Regions from separate parts of the Homo sapiens genome. Here region 2 is linked to region 1. Evidence: read pairs that join two places in POLR2A ChIA-PET (ENCODE). Cell type or tissue: IMR-90. All regions are shown on one strand. Each heading gives the region's core, and the rest is flanking DNA. Links, peaks and the distances in the headings are about the cores only. Region 1 holds the start of LOC124900809 (a long non-coding RNA gene). Region 2 overlaps PALLD (palladin, cytoskeletal associated protein).

Region 1 (7,451 bases), core at 1,309-6,308:
CCAGCCCATCAGAAGATAGACTTGGAGTGACAGCCATTTTCTCAGCCAGTTAAGAAAATAAAAGAAAGTATCACAAAGCAAGAGGTCTGCAAGTCCCAGACACATTTCTACACTTGACTCCATCATTAACTCATGATATCTACACCAGGATGCAGATTTCTGGATGGCCAAGGAAAACATCAGGTGTCTGTTAAGCTTGCCAGAAGATGATCCATATGTTCAGTCAGATCCTGTGGTTTCATAAGAGTTCCACCTTTAATCAGACTGCTGTGAGCTGGAATGTCATGTTTTCCCGATTTGTAATTTCAGTTGAATGCCCATCACCAATAAAAGTGAAATTGTTTTTCTTTTTTTAACTTTAAAGAATGTAGCAGAAGGGATGCTGTATCTGAAACCAAACCTAAAAGCACGGTGAATGAAAGGAGGAGCAGATTACCTCAAGGGCAGAAGAAAATCCAAAAGCCACATATAAAGAGGGGAATCAGACCCATAATTCATAGCAGAGCAACTGCACAACCAAACTTTGTTTCAAGATATTCAGTCTTCATCACATTCCTTGCTAACTCTTCAAATGACAGTATTAACAGTGGAGCTGGATTACTCTGTAAATGCTACATACTTGCTTTATTTTTCACATAATAAACCAATAATTGTTGGACTACATAGGATAGGAAATCTTTCACTATCAGAGTAATTCTGAAATATATGCTGAGAGATTTCAGTAGACTGCTATGGTGACAGGAAACAATGGGAGCTAAATGACATTGAGCAAACATTCAGGAGTCCAAGGTGATTATTCTTTCATTTTCAGATTTGTATTTAACTTAATAAGTAGACAAAATCAAAATAAACACATAGGAAAACTGAGCTCCAAGCAGAGTTGTAGAGGCTGCATGGAGCTTACCCAGGAGCTCAGATATTATAGAGCCACAGAAGGAGCAGACAGAGAGCGGTCAGGTGGTACCTAGAACACAATGACTGTCACTCCGTGGCTGAGGTGTCTACTCAACCCCACTGCTGCATTTTCTCCTCAACTGCCAGCCCAGGGCAGCTGGCCAAGTTGTAGAAACTGCCACTGTGTGGTTCCCTCAGTAAGCCAACCGCACTTTTCCATTGGAATTGCTTTCCCAAATAAACTGGTCTTCAGGATTTTTAAGCATTTACCCTTAAAAACTTTCCTCCTGAACATGTAGTCAGTGTTCTCAATTTGACTTTGCCAGATTTGCCATCTGTGCTTAAGCTTTTGGAAAATTCTGCAGTTGCCCTTGATGCACATTTTCAAGTGGTAAGATCACTCTGCATCTCAAAGGATGCTTGCTGTGCTGAGAAGAAAAACACAGTTGGCCTCAGGAGATCCAGGTCCAACAGCTCACCTTGGGAAAGTCCCAACCTTTATACATGTTAATTCTTAAACATTTATATAGTGGGCCGGGCGCAGAGGCTCACACCTGTAATCTCAGCACTTTGGGAGACCGAGGCAGGAGGATCACGAGGTCAGGAGTTTGAGACCAGCCTGACCAACATGGTAAAACTCCATCTCTACTAAAAATACAAAAAGTAGCCAGGCGTGGTGGCACGCACCTGTAATCCCAGCTACTCAGGAGGCTGAGGCAGAAGAATTGCTTGACCCTGGGAGGCAGAGGTTGCAGTGAGCCGAGATTACACCAATGCACTCCAGCCTGGGCAACAGAGCGAAACTTGGTCTCAAAAAATAAATAAATAAATAAATCTGTATAGTGGAGGTGAGGATATCTACCCTACCCAACTCCCCTACTAAACAGCAGCAAATGTCCTGGTATTTTTAAACGAATGGAACTTGACCCTCCCATATAGCACTGCCTTTCACATATCTCAACCTTGATATGCTCTGATGAATCTAAATTTAGGCTTTAAAAAAATCTCTCAATATAAAATCATTCCAAATAACTTTTAGGTGAGCTGTCAGACTACGTTGTTCATTTGTACCCTGAGTCAAAGAAGTTGATCTGGGTAAAGGTCTGGCAGCTTCACACCTCTGGTCGTTTCACTAAGCATCCACCACGCTTCTGAGTAGCTCTGGAAAAGCGGGAGATGAACTGATATTACAATGGTATACTTTTCTAGGTTTGCAAACTGACAACTCTTGGTGGTTGTGTATAAAGAAGGGCCAAGGAATCATGAACTTGGACAGCTGCCTTATTAGCCCTAGCTGATTTTTTCTGCCCTTCAAAGACATTTGCAAGTTCTTGTATATCACTCTCTCTCTTGCAAATAAAAGCTTCTCCCTGGAGAGGCGAGCTCCTTATCTCTTGTTCCTGGGTATCTTACAGTCACTTGCCAGGACAGATTTATAGTTGCTGGTGTGGACAGTATGTACTCAAACGTTCTCTGTTACATAACAAAATGGTGCAATGTGAGAGAAGTATGGAATACATTTGGATTCATTTTGTCTCTTAATAGAGCCAAAAATAGATTTTTTTTAAAAAAAATCTACATCTTCCACACAAATACATCCATTTATAGTTATGAAGACAAATAGAAAATGAAGCTTTACCAAGAAAAACCACAAGTTTTTCTAACTCCAGTTTTGAATCAATCTATTTGAGGTTTCACTGGAATACACTTTATTTACTTCAATATTCTGTCCCTGGGCAGATTTTGCAGACTATAGCAGAGCCTAGTCAAATGACAGGATCTTTAGTCAACCTTGAAACACGGAGAGCCCAATTTTCTTACTTTATGCTCTCTTTGGGGGCAAACTCATCCTCTCCCAAGGCTTAAATTACCATCTGTGGTGATAATTCCCAAATCATGGTCTCCCACTCAGATCTCCTCCCAGAATGGCAGCCTAGGTATATAATTGTGTCCTGGACATCTCCACTTGGAATGTTCAAAACTAAACTCTTGTCCTTACCTCTGTAAAACGGCGGCTCCATCTACCCAGGGTCTGGCAGAGCCCTGGGAGTAACCTCTGATGCACCCCCGTCCCTTACCCCTCCCATCCCCCCTCCCTCACCCCTCCCATCCCACCAACACCACTTGTAGTCAATTCCTTCTCCTAACTAGCCTTGGAATCCACCTGCTTCATCAGTTCCTTTGCCATTCGCTCAGCTGAGATTACCAATATCTAGTTCTCGTATTATTCTAACCGCAAGTAGCTTTCCCGTTTCCCATTGACTACCTACAGAGCGCCCACAACAGTGTGCCAGCCAAGAAGGAGTCATGAAACAGACATAGAAGGCTTCTTCACTGCCCCCAACAGGGGCACCATCTGGTGGGAATGAGGCTTGACTTAGGTGGTCCCAAGAGAATACTACAAAAGAGTATACAATTAAGAATTTTTAGCCAGTCGCGGTGGCTCACACCTGTAATGCCACCACTTTGGGAGGCTGAGAGGTCAGATCACTTGAGCTCAAGAGTTCAAGACCAGCCTGAGCAACATGGCAAGACCTCATCTCTATTAAAAATACAAAAAATTAGCTGGGCGTGGTGGCGCATGCCTGTAGTCCCAGCTATTTGGGAGACTGAGGTGGGAGGATCACTTGAGCCCAGGATGTCAGGGCTGCATCGAGCCATGATCATGCCACTGCACTCCAGCCTGGGTGAAGGTAGTGAGTTCATGTCTCAAACAAAAAAAATTATTTCTTAGTCTAAAACTTAATCCGTTATGGGAATGAGATTAACTCAATGAAATAATTAACAGTAATTGCTATACAAGTACTGTTTTGGGAACTAGGAACATCACAGCATTTCAGAAAAGGGAGAGAACAATGTGACAATTAGGACGAAAAGCTTAAATGAAATTTCTGGACAAGTGTGTAGGTTTCCTGTAGCAGTCACTCAACAAGCATTAACCATACACATAGTAAGTGCAGGACTCTGCTCCAAGTAAATGACACAGCAAAAAAAAAAAAAAAAAAAAAAAAAAGGAGTTAGAAGATAATCTCTCTCCTCAAGAAGTGAACTAGAGAATTCTGATCTCCAATATACTGTGGAAGGATGTTAAGAGTCAGAATTTGACCATGGGCAGATCCTGAGTGTACATTTCACCAGCTAAATTCAGGCTCCCTTTCTGCCAGGTGACTGTTTCACATCTCTCTCCTCAAACTGCACCCCCGGCCCCGCACTCCCTCCCCGACCCTCGCTCCCCACTGATGACCACACTCCCCATTCCACTAAGAAAACAGAAGCAACACAGAACTTCCACGAGCTTCCATTGCTCCTTCCACCCAGCCCTCATCTGTGCCCCCAGATTCCGCCTGTTTTCTGGGGCTACAGGAGAATCAGCTCTGTGCTCTTGGCTGAGGTCAAGCCCTCTGCTTGTGCACAAAACCCCAGCCGCTCTAGGACATCCCTCCAGCAACTGTCCTCATCTTTCCTGACCTTGGGATAGAAAAGGCCAAGCCCTTCACCAGTCATTCTTGGATACCTCCCCAGTCACTTGCTGCAGTAGAAGCAGTGACTGATGAGGGTGACATGTACTCAACATTTGGTGTTACGACATAAAATGGGTTGCTGCGAGAAACAATAGCGTATGTACTCCTGGACTGATTTTGTTATCTCACAGCTGTCCTTCAGCCTGTATTCTCTACTTGCCTGAACTGCAACCCCAACCTGGCATTCCTCATGCTCCCTAGATCTATTTTACCACATAGCACATAACTGTATCTGAGGCACTAGCTGTTTAGTTTGTTTTGCTTACTGTTCATCTCTTTCCACTGGCATATAAGCTCCACGAGGGCAAGGATTTCGGCATATTTGTCCATTTCATTCACTGCTTTACTCCCAGAGTCTAACACAGAGCCTGGGCCACAGGACTTGCTCCAAAAATATTTGTTGAATTAATGAGGTCCCAGACTTGCCATTTCTGATCTGTGTGATCTTGACAAATTACTTACCCTCTTAAAATCTCACTTTCATCATTTTTAAGATGGGAGTGCTGATAGTACTCACTACGTGGGATTGTGGTGAGGATTAAATGACATAAAATGTGTTCAACATTTTAGCACATTTTCTGGTTTGAAGTACTCAACGAACGGTATATATTCTATGATTAATTCGAATCATATCCATTAGCATCCAGGTTTACCTTGAGTGTATTCAGCTACCGATAGGTGCTGGTTTGGACATTCAGTAGACTGGCATGAAAAAGAAAAATAAGATGTCTACATATGTGCTTTCCTTCTACTACTGAAGACTATTTAAAAACTAACCTTCACTTAAAAAATACTGAACATACAACTAAGTAACATTAATGTCTAGGTCTAGGTTACTAAGTTCTCAGTAAAAATGATGTTTAGTAAGGAAACGATGTCAGTCAGCCTGCAGCTCATATTGATAAGCCATCCAAAATTGGTCCCATAGGTGATGACATCTAGACCTCACTTCTTCCGCTACCTGTGCTCTCTTCCCCCTCTTCTCTTTCCTCTGTTGTCACAAAGCCAGCTACTGCCAGGATCCCCCCTCCCCATCGCTCTGCAGTCCAGGGTGGGGTCTCTGTTAGCATGAGGAAACGTGAAAGGAAATGTATCTCTGTGTACCTTTATTTTCCCTCCAGGGCTTAAATGGAAAAAGAGAGAAGGTGGAGTCCCTTTTGCCATTGTAACTGGAATTAAAAACCTTAAAAAACTCAAGTTGGAGCTCTGAGTGCATTTTCCCACAAAAACCATGTTATATATAGTGGTTTGGTTCTATGGTACTATTAATAAGACAGAATACTTCAGCTATGATTTCTGGGCTGGCCTGGGAAACCACTAAATATGACATAGTTTCAGTGAAAAAGTGTGTTCAGGGTTCCCAGCAATGAGTTTTACAAACCCACAATCAGAACACAACCCATCTGAAAGCTGAGGGCCGCCTACTTCGCAGTAGGTTTGACAGCCTCACAAAGGCATCCGAATGTCATAGACGTCAACGCCAAGCTTAAGAGTCTCCTGCGTGGCGCTCCAGCAGTACTTCATCTCTGTTTGCCTGATCCCCGTTCTCTAATGTGGCGGGCCTACCTCACACAATTTTGTGAGAACTGAAGCACCTGGTTAGCAATAACTATTCAACAAAGGTTAGCTCTCTTCTCTCCCATTCATTGGTGAAATTTCAGTGTCTGTACTTTTTACTTGGTTTCATGCATTTTCTTATGAATCTATTTTTAACACTTCTATATGAAAAAAATACAAAGCTTTTGCCAGTAGAAACCAGAAAACGGTTATTGCTCATTTCTTCTGGCTGACACACCTTGTCTGCAAATGGCAGCTTCTCCCGCAGCAGGAAATCTTTTCCATCAAATAAGCCATTACGCCTTCCAACAGTCTCTGCCAAACTGAAAATCACCATCTTCACTTACCATAGTGGCAGAGCTTTGGCAGTTGGGCTAACGCGCATTGAGCAGGGAGACTCGGCACTGACATTAGCTAACCATCCCACATTTCCATCTTGTTTCCTCGTAGTCATTATCCAAAATACACAAGGAAGAGAGGCTCACCTAACTGGAATGGCTTATGTTACCAATTACGGTCAACCCTAAAGCACATAACCAGGAAGGCAGCTAACACTGACTGAGCAGGAAGAAATCTGTGCCCTAAGTAGTCCACGGAGTTAGGCAGAGAATTGTACCTGCCACCAGTTTCAAAATGCTCTTTCTCCTTCCCTGACACCTCAGGCTCTCCTTATTTCATTTTATCTCCATGTCTTTTCTACAAGAATGGGTCACTGTTTTCTATTCATTAAAACTCTTTGAGCCAGGCACAGTGGCTCACGCCTATAATCCAAGCTACTCAGGAGGCTGAGGCACGAGAATCGCTTGAACCTGGGAGGCAGAGGCTGCAGTGAGCCCAGATCATGCCACTGCACTCCAGCCTGGGTGACAGAGCGAGACTATGTCTCAAAAAAACAACAAAACAAACAAAAAACTCTTTGGATGAAACATTTCTCATCTACCATCTCTAATTCTTTATCCTCTCTTAAAATTTGATAACAGAGCTTCCCTGTTTTTTAAAAAAAATCCCTTAAATTCGTGCAATCTCAAAGAGATCTAGGGCTAAACACCTGGGAGACTGAACTAAGAAGAAATGAGTGTCTCAATTTCCTCTCTGTATGGCCCTGGAACAAATCCTCACCTTCTCTGCAGCTTTTTCTCAAATCTGGTCGAGTTCCATTTCTTGTATGGTGTCTCAAAAGAACATTGCTAGAATGAGCCAATACGTATATAGTACCAGGAGCACTTTCAAAGAACGCTTTAGTGCTCTTTTAATGTATTATTTTTAAAAAGTATATGGTTAGTGTCTATTTTCCCCATTTACTTGTAGAAGATTATTTGTAAAATACTGAATGGGAGGCAATTTTTGAAGTATAGTGAATTGTGATTACTCAGAGTTTATCCGGATCTCTTGAAATAAGTGCTGAAAAAGTGCCATACGTTTTGATACAAAATTGTTGAAGTGGAAAATATACACAAAAGAAAATGTCGAATACACCTT
Region 2 (7,451 bases), core at 902-5,901, 97 kb after region 1:
AGTGTTGAATATCTCATGTAATTTATTAAATCCTGTACTGAACATGACAAACAGAATGGTTATACTTGAAATACAGTTTCTACTAAATACGTATCACTTTCACTCCATCATAAAGTTGAAACTTCATAAGTTGAATCATTGTAAATTGGGAACTGTCTGAATTGTCCTCTTTGCCACCACTAGACTGTGTCTTCTGAATCACTTAATGCCTCTTGTCCTCCTAAAATAACAGAGGGGTTGGACCAGGTGACCCCTGAGGTTCCCTTTGGCTTTAAATTTTAGAAACCCTTTGATGCCCTGTTGGAAGACCATGAGTTCTGTTTTTCCAGACACCTTGTCTTGGCTCTGTTTTGTTCTGCTCTATAGCCTAGAGACACAGAGAGTAAGTCTGTGACCTCGAGGCTGTGGAGGATGTGCAGGCACCCTGTAGATTGACCATGGTACAGAGAAGAAAGAACTGGCCCAACAGAGATACTTTAGTCTCACTGATCTATATTCCTAAGCAAGCTGACTCAATACAAACAGAAGCAGAGAACAAAGGGGGCCCCCAAGGAGTCATCTGTTAGCAGCACTCTCTTCCTGGACACGCACGATTCTCACACTTTATACACCACACTCACCCCAGAGGTTAGGCTCTCTCCTCGGTTATTTGGAGAGGGAAATATCCTATGACTGAAGTGACTGCCCCAGAGTGTTGTCCTCTGGGCTGAGAGCTTTCATGAGGACAGGACTTTACTGGCTTCTAGCATCTGTTTGCTCTCCCCCGACCCCTTTTCCAGGGAAGGCAAAGGCAGAGAACTCTGTGGAGCTTTCAGACTTAGATTTTTTTCTGGGATTCCCCTCTATCTATAGCAAAGATTTCTCAGACAGTGGAAGCAAATTCCCATCTGTTAAAATTTGGAAATTTCCAAATCCCCCTTATTTATCTTGTGCTTGTTTTGGAAAATCTGGGAGATGTCCACAGATAGATACATGGCGGTCTCCTGAAGGATGTTTTTAAAAGATTGCAAAACTGAATCACAGTGAAAGTCAAACTGCAAGCAAGCTCTTATTTTTCGGCTCCATGCCAGACCTGACCAAACAAAGCAAGCAGAAAATAAACAAGGACATCAAGTTAAAAGACCCAGTCATCAACCTCATTCAAACTGTTATCCATAACAGAGACCAGGGTGAGCATCGCCAACCAAAGTTCTAAGTTTAACTTTAAGCTACTTACAGACCTAAAATCATGGTACTGCTCACTTAGTAGGAATTGAACAAACCCATCAAATCTTACATTATAAGTTGGAATTTTGAAAAAAGGAGTGCCTTTTCATAGAACTGCCTAGTGATAGGACAGGAAACATCATCATTAATGTCTTTTATCCAAATCTGTAGTGTCCCCATTAAAAAAAAAATCTCGAAAGTAATTGAACCATATTAAGTTTCTGTCTTAGACACTGTGCTAGTTGCTGGGGATTAAACCATGATTGAGATCTTCATAGATATCATGTTCCTTCAGAATATGATAGCCGCGTGGTGTAATCAAGCATCCAGATGGATGTCACTCAGTGTGACAATGAATTCAATCCACCCATTAAACAAAGAAATATTTATTGAGTGTAGATTATGTGCCAAACACCAGGGCAGGGGCTGGGGCAAGGTAAAGAATAAGATATAACACAATCTCTGGTGTCAGAGAACCCTGAGAGAGTAATTGCGTGAGAGTTATCACGCAGTAGAAATTTCTACTGCTGGGGAGGACACAGAAGGCAATCTATTCTAGTCTATAGCTCCTGGAAGGCAGAGAATGGCGTTTAAACTAAAAGATGGTAGGAGGTGGTCGGGCAAATGGAGATTACAGAAGAGAATAGCAGGAGGAAGGCCAGGAATCCAGATGACCTGAATCACTGAAAATCAAAAGGAGGGAGTGAGATTGTCAAGGCATTCTTTGTAGTCTGAAGGAAATCCAACTACATTCAATAAATTACTAGAATTCTTTCCTTATTTAGTGCTAAACAGAAAATATACAACTGTCAATCAGAGCTTATGATTAACATATGTAGGGTTAACATAGTGAATATGATTGCCACTAGATGCAAATACACCCATCATTTCAGTTGAACTGTGAAACGAACTAGATCTTTTGAAATACTGAAAACTACTAAAAAATTCTGATTATTGATTTTCTTTCACCATAGTTGGGAAACACTGTTCTAATAACTTAGTATCTGGAGCAAAAGAACTCCTGAGTCCGGTATGTTCATGGAACAGAAACTGTTCAGGTCCTCAAAGCACCAGGCATTTGACCTTCTAGCCAAATGAAGTACTTCTATGAAAATGAAAGAACATCTTAATACTATCATAACACTTTAAACAAACCTGGCTTTAAAACACACAGTCTTCTCCTCTCAGTGACTTATTTCAAATGTACTTATTCCTTCCCTGGGATAAATTTGGCCTCTGTATCAACCCAGAGGTCAGAGAGCTAAGAACACCTCCCCTTTGAGGGATAAGCAAAAGCAGGAGCTGAGAGAGTAGACACAGCATAGGTCAGATAAAAAAGATGGATTTGTTCATGATGCACTGGGTATGGAACTCAAGAAGGACGGAGAGATGGACAACACTTGCCAGTGATGCAGAGAAGCCACGACCTCTACATTAAAATCCATAAAGCCCTCTAAGTAGAAAAATCCAGTTGAGCACCATCCATATGGCTTCCTCAGAAACACTCAGAATAGCAAAGCTCCCTAGATGCTGGGCAGCAAGAGCACAGGTGGTGGATCTGCCAGCTTTTGCCCGCACTGGAAAGTCAGAAACAAGTGGGCTTTCTCTAGTGAAGCTGGGACATGTCAAAATGCAGCCACTTCCCCTTTTGTCCTGGTCACAGGGCACTGGGCTTTGGCGTGCTCTGACAAATCGAAAAATAAAGTCAGCTGTCAATGAAGACTGGTTCCTTCGCTCTCCCACCTCTCCAAAATGTTTCTGTTTATTCTCCAAGATTTGTCCAATAGGAGCTTTCCAGGACCACTGAGCCTCATCAGAAGAGGCACTCATGTTCTAGGTCTTTGCAGGATGAATTGCTCTTTTTATTTTCCTCTTTCTCTCTCTCTCTCTCCAACCATTCTTTTTTGTTTGTTTTTTGTTTTTGAGATAGGATTGTACTCTGTCGTCTAGGCTGGAGCGCAGTGACACAATCATAGCTCACTGCAGCCTTGAATTCCTGGACTCAAGTGATCCTCCACCTCACTGTCCCGAGTAGCTGGGACTACAGGCATGAGCCACCATGCCGGCTACTTTTATTTTTTTTTAAAGAGCCATGGTCTTGACGTCTTGCTATGCTGCTCAGGCTGGTCTCAAACTCCTTGGCCTCAGGCAATCCTCCTACCTCTGCCTCCCAAAAGTGCTGGGATTATAGGCGTGAGCCACCACGCCCAGCCTTGACAACTATTCTTATCAAAAAGATCACACACACACACACACACAAAAAAAACAAATATAAGGAAGGAATGTTTTTTAGAACTTGGATTTCCTCACTAGCTCAGGAGCCAGTGACCTCATATTATAGCGATGAAGACAAATAAGAATAGTTTCTGAATTGTCACTATTCTCTGTAATTTCTTCCATTTTTGGTGTCCTTGAAACATGACAGCAGTACCAACTGGATAAGAGTGATCCGCCATCCAGAGTTTGATTTAGTTTTATGGAAATGAGCCATATATAGGGATAGATCATGAAGCCAATGGGAAACATTTAAAACTTGAGATGAAGTTAATCAAGCCCGTATTACACTTAACAGTCTTCTCTATTAAATAAACTTCTCTTCCTTCAAGATACTATTTTGAACAAATAAGATTTCTGCAATTCTGCAAGACTGAAGTTAATTAAACAGCATAGCAAAATGGAAAACAGATGTCACAGAACATTTTCAAAGGATTTTAATGACATTCAGCCTATTTTCTTAGACTCGTTTGCAGTTGCTATCGTACCCTGCACTTAAGTAAGTTCCTGAGTTGTTGGAATGGGAGGATTTATATCCATTTCATATAACTGGCAGTAGAAAATCTATTCAAAGAGAAGTACAGTTGTGGTAATCTTGCAGAGTTTTTTTGCTCCATAACCTGACTGGCTCTTTTGGCTTAAACTCTTGAACTCTTTTAAATTAATGTTTTCCATCTTTCAAAAGAACTTTCCATCTTTCAAAAGAACTTTCCATACCACCAACTCTGATTCTAATTTTTAATGGTTCTTTCTGGTAGTCTCAGGCTTAATTATTCTGAAAGCGCCTGCAAGATTGACTAAGAAACTTAGTATCTGTCAATTCCAGCTCAGAAAAAAAACCACAGCATGAGGAAATTTTGGGAGATGAAACTCCTTGTTAATTCAAGTATAGGCATCCACAGTTAGATTTTTAATGTAGTTTTTCATACATTGAGGAATATTATATTCAAAATTCAAAACTGCAAAGGTCTCTTTAAAGTATCAAAATTTCAGATGACACTGAAGAGAAGAAGTAAGTTTACTTTCTCAAAAAGTGCATTCAGAAGGAAAATGTAGAGTGACCAAACAGGGATTATAGAGAATCTTGTGACTACTTTTCTTCTTTTGTAACTCATCCTTTAAAGCATCTTTTAAGATGTTTCCCAGTGCTTGAAACCATGTGATGATTACTGACATATGTCCCAAGAAGCATTACAAAATTTACAAGTTTTTTTTTTATACAGGAAGCTCAACTACCTATTAAAAATGGCATGTGTCATTTTTTTTCCAGTTTCAACTAACATGGGAATTAAGAGGAAGCAATGAATTATCATGCTGCCTGTTGTTTATATAAGCATCCCGTGCAACTTTCAAACCAGGGGCTGTTTTAAGCTGAAACAATGGTATCTTTCAAATCAGAGAAGAGATGACATAAATACATGCTACGAGTGTGAAACAAAGGGACAAGAATTCTAATTAGAGCAGCAATAAAGTAAACCTGAAACAAAAATTCACGCAGTAAATAGGTACCCTTATCTTGGGCAATGGCTTGTTTCTGGTGCTGCCTTTATGACGTGTGTGATGGAGAGGACTGCAACTTCTATATTATCAACAACATGGGCTTTTTTCTTGTCTGGACTTTTAAAAAGTTGATGCAAGTGTTTGTACATATTAATGGGGGATATGTGATATTTTGTCACATGCATAGAATGTGTAAGGATCAAGTCTGGGTATTTAGAGTATTCATCAGCTCAAGTATTTATCATTTCTGTGTTGGGAACATTTCAAATCCTGTCTACTAGCTATTCTGAAATATACAACAACTTTCTGTTAACTATGGTCACCCTATTCTGCTAACGAACATTAGAACTTATTTTTTCTAACTGATGTTTTCACCTATTGACCAAGCTCTCTTTATCTTCCTCCAAAAACCCTTCCCAGCCTCTAAGAAAAGGGAACTTATATATTGTTGGTGGGAATGTAAGTTAGTATAGCCACTATGGAAAACAGTATGGAGATTTCTCAAAAAACTAAAAACCGAACTACCATACCATCCAGCAATCCTACCACCGGGTACTGATCCAAAGGAAAATGAATCAGTATATCAAAGAGATACTTGCGCCTCCATGTTTACTGCAGCACTGTAGCCAAGATATGGAATTAACCTAAATGCTCATCAATGGACCAATAGATAAAGAAATGTGGTATATATACACAATGGAATACAATTTGGCAATAAAAAAATAACGAAAGGCTGTCATCTGCAGCAACATGAATGGAATGGGAGATCATTGTGTAAAGTGAAATAATCCAGACAAAGAAAAACAAATATTGCATGTTCCACTCATACATGGGAACTAAAAATGTTGATTCCATGAAGGAAGAAAGCAGAATGATAGATACCTGCCTGGACTCTATGCTTGAAAGTCTTTTCCTTTTATTTCTAAGAAAGCTTTATAATTAACTATTTTTTTCAAGAAATATTATACAGTACTCATTAATGTTGCCATCTGTAATTTTTGATATGCTAGGTATTAATATAAAAAAAGAGTAAGATAATGAAAACTGGAGGAATTGATTTGCTGTAGTTGGGCTGGGTGTGAATAAGAGTTTAAGAAGGACTGGCCGGGCGCGGTGGCTCACGCCTGTAACCCCAGCACTTTGGGAGGCCGAGGCGGGCGGATCACCTGAGGTCAGGAGATCGAGGCCAGCCTGGCCAACATGGTGAAACCCCGTCTCTACTAAAAATACAAAACTTAGCCGGGCATGGTAGTACACGCCTATAATCCCAGCTATTTGGGAGGCGGAGGCAGGAGAATTGCTTGAACCTGGGAGACGGAGGTTGCAGTGAGTCAAGATCTCACCACTGCACTCCAGCCTGGGTGACAGAGTGAGATTACATCTCAAAAGAATAAAAATAAAAAATGAAAAGTAGATAGAACACATATTAAAACAAAATAAAAATTATCGAACATTGTGGACTCTTCTTAACGCTTGCTACATACAAGTCTCGTGTATGCTCTGTGTCTTCCATAGAGGCTCCTTCAGCCATCTCAGTCCTCTTTCATTCTTGTCCTCCACCCCCACCCAATCCATGATCAAGCCATTGTTCTAAGTGTATGTCTTCTGCGAATGAAATCTTGGTTATAGAAAATGACTCTTGAAGCATAATTGATTCCAAACCCTGACTAATAACAGGTTTTAAGTTCTCCTTTTTCACATCAGTTTCTGGCCACAAATCAATGAAAAATGCCAAGTGAAATGGCCTTGAAAGCTGAAGGCTAGGACAAAGGTAATGTGGTTTTAAAATGAAAAAGAATGGTCAGATTCCTTCCATGCTTGGAATTCATGGACAGTCCTCCTCCAAGGGGACTTCACAGTCTAGAAAATGTGTTGGGAAACAGATGAGCCTCACAGCTGCTGCTGTCTCTGGTCAGCATGCTATGCGTGTTTTGCTCAGCCCGAAACCACTGCCACAGCATCTCAGCAATCACCCTGTCCTCAGTGTTTGAAGCGAAACTACTAAACTACTAAGCTACGCCCTTTGGAAGGGTTAGAGGTATGGGCCGAATTATTTCTTCTCTTTCTTACTTGACCTTGATCTGTTCGTCACTAACAGACGGTCACCATAGACACAAGGAACAAAGATAGGTTCTTTGAAAGGCTAAGCATATATTGGGAGATTGACAAAACTGCCACACCTTCATGGAAACAATCAGAATGTCACTGAGGAATGCAGAAAAGATGAGGAAAGAAAGCAAAGTAGTGTGCTTTTGTTTGACTGCAAAGCCCCTTTTTAGTAAAGAAAACTGTTTTCAAAAAAAAAACCAAAAAAACAAATTGGCATCTTCCATTTGTGTCACCCAGTAAGTGAGCATGTTGTACATAGAGAAAACCCTTTCCAAACTCCTCATTACTCACATAGCCAACAATTTTCTTCTAATGTGCCTTAATCTTGGAAGTGTGTTTTCTTTAGTTTCTTACTCTACAGA

The links. ChIA-PET counts read pairs that join two places held together with the same protein. Peaks named below come from ENCODE experiments on the same cell type or tissue, not always from the same donor. Only the 100,000 strongest peaks of a DNase experiment are listed, where the experiment ranks them.
Region 2: POLR2A ChIA-PET joins it to region 1 with 20 read pairs; 6 of 35 experiments call an interaction of 5 or more read pairs at or near these places.

Annotation. Positions count from the first base shown.
Region 1 is chr4:168,835,124-168,842,574 of GRCh38, reverse strand. All of the region lies in intron 10 of PALLD (palladin, cytoskeletal associated protein), which reads right to left. LOC124900809 (a long non-coding RNA gene) reads left to right here and starts at 3,996. Exons shown (of 2, transcript XR_007058361.1): 1 at 3,996-7,451. RefSeq lists an enhancer at 1,070-1,584. In IMR-90, for the core only: no CTCF peak of the experiment used is centred there; no DNase peak of the experiment used is centred there; H3K27ac peaks cover 138 bases.
Region 2 is chr4:168,737,362-168,744,812 of GRCh38, reverse strand. All of the region lies in intron 10 of PALLD (palladin, cytoskeletal associated protein), which reads right to left. Among named protein-coding and RNA genes, the nearest start is that of PALLD-AS1, 92 kb to the right of the region's middle. In IMR-90, for the core only: no CTCF peak of the experiment used is centred there; a DNase peak (open chromatin) is centred at 1,072.